3 separate regions of the Mus musculus genome follow, and all the other regions are linked to region 3. The links are chromatin loops, found by intact Hi-C in ENCODE. Cell type or tissue: left cerebral cortex. All regions are shown on one strand.

Evidence for each region. Hi-C counts contacts between places; a loop is a spot of excess contacts. Peaks named below come from ENCODE experiments on the same cell type or tissue, not always from the same donor. Only the 100,000 strongest peaks of a DNase experiment are listed, where the experiment ranks them.
Region 1: it touches region 3 in a loop (4-fold over the local background); 18 of 42 quality-filtered maps call a loop at or near these places.
Region 2: it touches region 3 in a loop (4-fold over the local background); 18 of 42 quality-filtered maps call a loop at or near these places.

The regions. Positions count from the first base shown.
Region 1 is chr14:24,375,940-24,378,439 of GRCm38, forward strand. No RefSeq gene overlaps it. Among named protein-coding and RNA genes, the nearest start is that of Gm41108, 13 kb to the right of the region's middle. In left cerebral cortex, no CTCF peak of the experiment used is centred here; no DNase peak of the experiment used is centred here.
Region 2 is chr14:24,386,131-24,388,630 of GRCm38, forward strand. No RefSeq gene overlaps it. Among named protein-coding and RNA genes, the nearest start is that of Gm41108, 2.6 kb to the right of the region's middle. In left cerebral cortex, no CTCF peak of the experiment used is centred here; no DNase peak of the experiment used is centred here.
Region 3 is chr14:24,444,837-24,447,336 of GRCm38, forward strand. It overlaps Gm47814 (a long non-coding RNA gene), which reads right to left and starts at 1,454. Exons shown (of 2, transcript XR_003951210.1): 1 at 1-1,454. In left cerebral cortex, a CTCF peak has its summit at 1,143; no DNase peak of the experiment used is centred here.

The DNA of each region.
Region 1 (2,500 bases), 69 kb before region 3:
CTCACTCCTCGTTCTGGAGAACTAGGCATGCTGGGCATTTGGCCTTGAGATTGTCCAGATACACTTCATCAGTGAGACCCAGTACACAGAGGGTAGCAATGAAATGAGCATCCTCAGGAACAGATAATGCTGTTCTCTGACCAGATGACCTATAAAGTATGAGAGGTTAGTTCTAGGTTGTCAGGGATCGTGACATCCACTGTATGGCTAAAAGAGCCAGCGAGCATCTGTATCATGTAAAATACAGTGGTGTGAGGACAGACCTGGACAGGAAGTAAGGTATCACCAACAAATGGCCTTCAGTGTGAGGAAGGGGCCAGGTTTTCTGGTAAATTCCCAGGGGCAGAATTTCAACACAGGTAGTTTTTGGAAGAGAAGTGTTTGAGCATGGCTTTTTCCATGTCCTGAGTCTTACTCTTCAGCAAGACTGGCCATTACCAAAGCTAGGCTGTCCATGGTGACTTGGTTTTTTGTTTTTGCTTTTTTTTTTTTTCCTAAAGCATGCCTTGTGTGGATTATTTAGCTGTTTCCAGAGAGTAGGGCTGGGGATGTTGCCCAGTCATAGATTGCCTGCCCTGCATGCACTGGCCTTGTGCTTGAACTCCATCAACACACACACACACATACACACACACACATACAGAGAGAGAGAGAGACAGAGAGAGAGAGACAGAGATGGAGACAGAGAGATACAGAGAGACACAGACACACACTCAGGGAAAGGGAGACAGCAAAAGAGAGAGAGAGAGAGAGACAGAGACAGAAAGACATAGACAGAGACTGGTGGAGAGGCAGAGAGATACAGAGAGATAGACGGGGTGGGGGATAGAGATGCCTTGCCTTGCTCTCAGGAGTGTAGGGAAGCTGAGGAGAATGTCCGTTCGATTCCTCCTCACACTGTAGTACATCAGGTTTTCCATGACTTTTTCCTGATAAGCTTCTACTGCAACAGAAGACCTAGAGGTGTAAGTCAGAGATGTGGAACACAGTCATGATAAATATCCCTGAGTCCCTAGGTTCTGCCTGCTTTGTCTTTGAGTAGAGAGGAAGGCCTTCCTGTATACCAACTTACCCTGGCACCTGAAGTCATTGCAGGTCTAGGCATGTCCTCTCCCATTGAGGCCAGGCAAGGCAGCCCAAATAGGGGAACAGGATCCACAGGCAGGCAGCAGAGTCAGAGTGATCTCCCACTCCAGCTGTTTGTGGGTCCCACATGAAGACCAAGCTGCACATCTGCTACTTTTATGTGAGTGGCAGGGACAGGCCTAGACTCAGCCCATGCTCTTTGGTTGGTGATTCAGCCTCTGGGAGCCCCCAAGTTTCTAGGTTATTTGACTCTGTTGTTCCTTTTTTAGAGTCCCTATCCCTTCCAAGTTCCAAATTCCTTCCACCAAGTTTTTTTTTTTTTTCAATAGAAAAGGATTAGTAGATTAGGCCCTGGAGGTAGAGTGTACTTCTGTTTTGTACTATTGAGGCAGGTTCTCATGTATCCCAAGATGTCCTCAACTTGGCTTTGCAGGTTAACCTTGGTCTTAGATCATGCTGTTTCTAAGTCACAAGAGCTAGTATTACAAGTGGGGCTACAAAGGCAAGTGAGGACAGCAGTAGTCAGCCCTGGGCTTCCTATATGCCAGATAGTCACTGTCAACTCAAGTATATCTACATCTATTGTCTTTTGACAGCTCCCAAGCCCATTGCATTTCTCACTGTGTAAGTCACAGAGGCCTGGGACCAATCCTGCTTTGGTATCTTTGGGGCAGAGAGGAGACCACCACATTCAGTCTAGGGCCTTTTCTCCCGGTGGCGCCACTCTTTCAGTTTCTTCTGCCAACAGTTCATCAAAGTGTAGCCAGCACCCTGATGGCTGCCTTCTCTATCTGGGAAGATGTCTTGGAGCAATTTCAAAGGCTGAGCACATGGCTCTTATACTTGTTCCCGCTAATCCACATCCCACTTTGCAGCCAGCCCTGCAGGCTGTTCCTGGATGTGTTTTAAAGCACCTGTACATTGAGGTGGGTGATCTTCCCTCCTCCACATCCATCCTGGTGTGACTTCTCAGTACTATTGCTGATATCGACAAATAGGGGTAATTTGAGAGAGGAACGAGATATTTCTGGTCAGGGTTTGAAAATAAACACTCAGTTCCCCACTCTGGAAGAGCTAAGATGTTCCCAATTAAGCCAAGAGGAAATCTCTGGCTTTGGAAGGAGGAAGTGCTCAATGGCTTCCCCTGGTCCAGGAGATGCTCACTTGAAACTGAACTGAAGGGCACCTCAGCTTCCTGTCAGTTCAGGGAGGCATAATTAGTAGGGAGTAAAGGCCATGCCATCAGCACTGTCTTCTCTGGACATTCCATTGTATCCTGGAGAGCTCACGGCATCCCCTGTGATGTCACCAGTGTTGTGGCAACACCAACTGCTCTTAGAGACTTCAGTCAGTGACTACAGAGTCAATCTATAGACATGTTTTCTAGACTGAGGAGTCTACTTGGGAGAAAAAA
Region 2 (2,500 bases), 59 kb before region 3:
CTTGGGATCCTGAGTAGGTAGCTTGTATTGTATGAATATTTGTGCATGCCTGTGTACCACCCATCCTCTAAGAACACTGTCTTCTAAGGAAGGGGATCGTGAAAAAATGGAGGAATTGCTGGAGGGCAGATCCAAGAAGAGGAGCTGGGGATCCAGGACAAGGATTTAACAGAAAGTCTAAAGTATCACTTTGAGGTCCTCTGGAATAGGTAGGGGCCCAGAGTAGAAGGAGAATATGGACCCCACTGTGCCCACTGTACCTAGATCTCTGTGTTTTATGGGCTTCTGCTCATCAGCAACTCTTAGAGCCACTGCCAGGAAAAGAGCAACTGTGTCAGTTTTGCTGGTCGAGCCGATATGTCCTGCGGTGGAAGAAACCATAGTTTTGCTCCTCTGTATGACTGAGCTGCTGTGACTGCCTTCTGTGCTCTCTAGTTATGTTCTGAGCAGGCTGGTTTTGTTGCCACAGAAATCTTCCTGCTTCTGCTTCCAGTTTGAAGGGATCTCAATGTGGCCAACTCCATGCTTGGCTGTAGTCATAGTTTATTCCTAACATTCCCTTTATAGCACAGAAACCACTCCACTAACAGTGCCCTCAGCCATGTTTACCCAGTTCTGTGAAGAGTTCAATGGATTATATGGTGTAAGGAATTTCCAGAATGAACCCTCGCAGATACCTCTGCTGCAGGGATGATCAGAACCCTCAAGGGAATGGTCTCTATCAGACTCCCAGAGAGAGAGAGAGCCAGGCTGTGGTTTCTCAGCTCTAGTCTGAAGGAAACACAGCTTCCTGTTTGGTGCTGAAGTCTGTGCAGGGGACATTTCTCTGTCACACAACTGGAGCAATGCTGTTCCAGCATGATGGTCTCTGTCCTAATCTCGTACATTCTTCAGTGCAGAATGCATCCTGTCCTAGCAGGTTTGAGCTAGCCTCAGGACCATGTGCAGGAGCCCAGATTGTAGGGCTTTATTCTATCTATAAAATGGTGTGCTGCATAAGTACCCAACTGTGAATTTGTTGTTTATTGCTCGCATGCTGTTGACCCGCAGAAGGTTACTTTTACAAAACGATGCTTGTGGGCTGCAGAAGAATTTCCTATTCTTATTGCTAGGTCATTAAACACACAGTGTCTAGATAAAAATGCTGACATACTGTTTAAGGGTAGAAAATGTCTAGTCTCTGCTACTGGATAAAGATTATTTGTTAGGATTATAATAATTTCAGACATCTCTGGGTCTGTGGTGCTTAGGCGTGTTTGTACTGCACTCATTGCCGTGTAACAGTTGAAAAGAATGTCCGCCCTTAGTTCTCTCTCCTACCTTGGGGTTATTTACCCTCTCCTCCACTTTTCTTGATGTTTCCCCATAACCTTGAAGAGTCAAGAAAGGAAGAGATTCCACTTTAAATCAAGGGACTTGGATTTTTATTGGCATTGGGGAATTCAGGATTACTCTCTTCTGATTTTGCTGTTCTCTTTGCTTTGGGTCTTCTGAGTGTATCTGTCATGGCTGTATTCGTCTCTTTCTTAGGTCTTCATGGGAACCTGGGTCCTGTTGGGGTTACTGGGGCCCTGAAGAAGGGCTGGCAGGAGGAGACTGCCAGGGGCTTACTGTGTGGAGGTCGTTTCCAGAAACCTGTTCTTCAGGTGAAGAACAACTTGGAAATACTGAGGGAGGAAAACCAAAAAATGAAGGAGGATTTTGCATTACTGCAGCATCACTTGGCAAAATTGTAGTCAAATGATAAGAAGCAACAGAAAGATACCAGTAACCCATAGACCCAGCACCAAAAGGCATGGAGAGGCATCTGGGTATGGTTAATGCCTTACACCATTTCCCATTGGGCTTTCTGTCTACTCTATGACCCACCTCTGCTTTCACCCATTACCTTTCTAATCCACACTCCCATCCAGCCACCCAGCACATTAATGTGATGGTTTATGTCTGTGTCTATGCACAAATATTCTGGGAAGTTAGCTTCTTCTGGGAAAATGAATTATTGGAAAGCAGATCCTTCTGTCCTGCGTGAAGTTGCAGCTAGGGAGGGAGATAGGCAAATAATGTTTCCTACCTGTACATGGCCTGCTGATGCATAGAGTGCTGAATGAGTTCTGAGTACTGTGAATCATTTACATGACAGGGGTTATTGGACATCACTGGTGGGAATCTGCTTGATGGAAGAGCCTAGTGCAACTGGGAAATAACTGCTTCTCATTGTTGTCTATTTACATGTCCTATGGCTTTCTTCCTTTCTTCCTGAAACCAAGGAGGTCTCTTCTCTTTGCCTAAGGCTTGCTTCATACTGACAGAAACCTGAGTAGCAACTCTTCAGCTCTGTTCTCTGTGAGAGTTCCTGGGGAGTTCTCCCTTCCTGAAGACTCAATTCTAGACCTGACTACATAATTATGGATTGAGGAAAGACTTTTAAGGGGATTCAGGAGTTGTTTGAGACTTGGACATTCAGGCAACAAAGTTCTCAAATCACATCTATATAGTCTAG
Region 3 (2,500 bases):
TTGTTCCGACATCTCTGCTCACTGGGAACTCACTCTCCAATCTCTCAATCTCTGAGTTCTGTCACTCAGACCACAGGCTCTGTTTTTTATTTGGAGGAAGATGGAGACCATTTCCCATCTCACTCCTGCCCAAGCTTCCAATATGCCTCTCCTCTGAGAAGCATTTAGGGACATAAGGTTGAACACGGGGACACATTGGAGGGGCAGACTCCTAAAATCCAAGATCTTAAAAAAGATGAGGATGACATAACAGACTCAAAACTCTCAGACCCCACAGATATTGAGACAATAACTACTTTTCAAGGATCCTTCAGTGGTGACTTTCAGGTGACACTGCAATTCATTCCTCTCAGTCATCAGCCTGTGAAGCTATGTGGTCAGCCTGTTTCCCTCTTCACCTGCTCCTTGGTGGAGACAGGTGTGGAGGCTGATGGCTATCTGCCAGCCTCTGCGGGTAGAAGACTACACGTGAACTTGCATAGTGAGAAGGAACAGAGGATGGACAGACCAGCCTGAGGCTTAATGAGAAAGAGAGCATGCACTCAAGTCAGAGACACCTCAAAGATCTTGGCCCAGGCTTGAGATGCCTCCTGGGTGGCTCTCCGCTCTCCCATCACTCTGTAGAGAGGGGACTATCAAAGCATCCAGGTGTTTCCTCTGCCTCCTACACATGCTCATGATCACCACACAGATGCCTCTCTGTGCTTATTAACAACTGCACAGGGGCACTTGGACTTCAGAGACCTCAAGCCAGGAGAAAAACTGAAACAATCTGCAAGCACTCAGGGGCTGTGGAGACGCCCAGGCCTTCTACCTCGTTCTCTAAGCAAATGAGTGGATGAGAAGTTCATGCAGGGGCCGAGCAGGAGCTACAGAGTCATCAGTTCACCCCACTGAAGCCCAACCTGCCCCCTCCCTGAGCTGCCAATAGCATCTCTCTGTCTGGGTCCACTGCCTCTCTCAGTTGTTTGGCTGTACTAGAGAAAACCTGCCACCCACAACAGCTGATTCAGAAACCTCAGAGGACACTGTCAGTGAGAGGTTGTCAGAGGAGTTCTCATTACTTAAGGTCACATAGACAGAGGCACATTTCTCTCTGAGCTACAACTATCAGGAATCTGCTGTGCCTCAATGGCCACTAGGGGCTAACTTCAGTGCTGTCTTGTCCTAAAGTGGGAAGCGTGAGTCTGTCCTTTACCCTCATGGACTCCTTTTTCCCATGATGTACACAAGTCCCTGTAAGAGGAAAAGCTGTGAGCTCACAGTAGCAGGCCTTTGGTCTTACAGATCCTGGCTTTGGACTGGACAAGCTAATGTTTTGGAATCCTTGACTTTCAGGAGTTAGGATACGCACCAAAGTCCATTTGCAACCCAGAGGCTCCAGTTCCAGTGTGACATTGTTTGAACCCACTTCAAGCCACCTCCTCCAGGAAGGTCAGCACCCCCTTCCCAGGACTCACTATGTCTTCTTCAGGACCGTTTCTTTCTTCCTGAATGACTCTCAGATGGAAGGACAGCTTCCTTCTGCCTTTCTCTGGTCTCACCATGCTCCCCATTTTTTTTTCTCCCAAGTAGACTCCTCAGTCTAGAAAACATGTCTACAGATTGACTCTGTAGTCACTGACTGAAGTCTCTAAGAGCAGTGGGTGTTGCCACAACGCTGGTGACATCACAGGGGATGCCGTGAGCTCTCCAGGATACAATGGAATGTCCAGAGAAGACAGTGCTGATGGCATGGCCTTTACTCCCTACTAAGGAGTATGTCTCCCTGAACTGACAAGAAGCTGAGGTGCCCTTCAGCTCAGTTTCAAGTGAGCATCTCCTGGACCAGGGGAAGCCATTGAGCACTTCCTCCTTCCAAAGCCAGAGATTTCCTCTTGGCTTAATTGGGAACATCTTAGCTCTTCCAGAGTGGGGAACTGAGTGTTTATTTTCAAACCCTGACCAGAAATATCTCGTTCCTCTCTCAAACTACCCCCATTTGTCAATATCAGCAATAGTCCTGAGAAGTGACACTAGGATGGATGTGGAGGAGGGAAGATCACCCACCTCATCATGTACAGGTGCTTTAAAACACATCCAGGAACAGCCTGCAGGGCTGGCTGCAAACTGGGATGTGGATTAGCGGGAACAAGTATAGGAGCCATGTGCTCAGCCTTTGAAATTGCTCCAAGACATCTTCCAAGATAGAGAAGGAAGCCATCAGAGTGCTGGCTACACTTTGATGAACTGTTGGCAGAGGAAACTGAAAGAGTGGTCCCATCGGGAGAAAAGGCCCTAGACTGAATGTGGTGGTCTCCTCTCTGCACCAAAGATACCAAAGCAGGACTGGTGACAGGCCTTTGTGACTTACACAGAGAGCAATGCAACACGATTGCGGGTGGTAAGAAGACAATAGATGTAGATATACTTGAGTTGACAGAGTGACTGCCTGGCATATATGAAGCCCAGAGCTGACTAGAGCTGTCCTTGCTGCCCTTGGCAGTCCCTCTTGTAATAC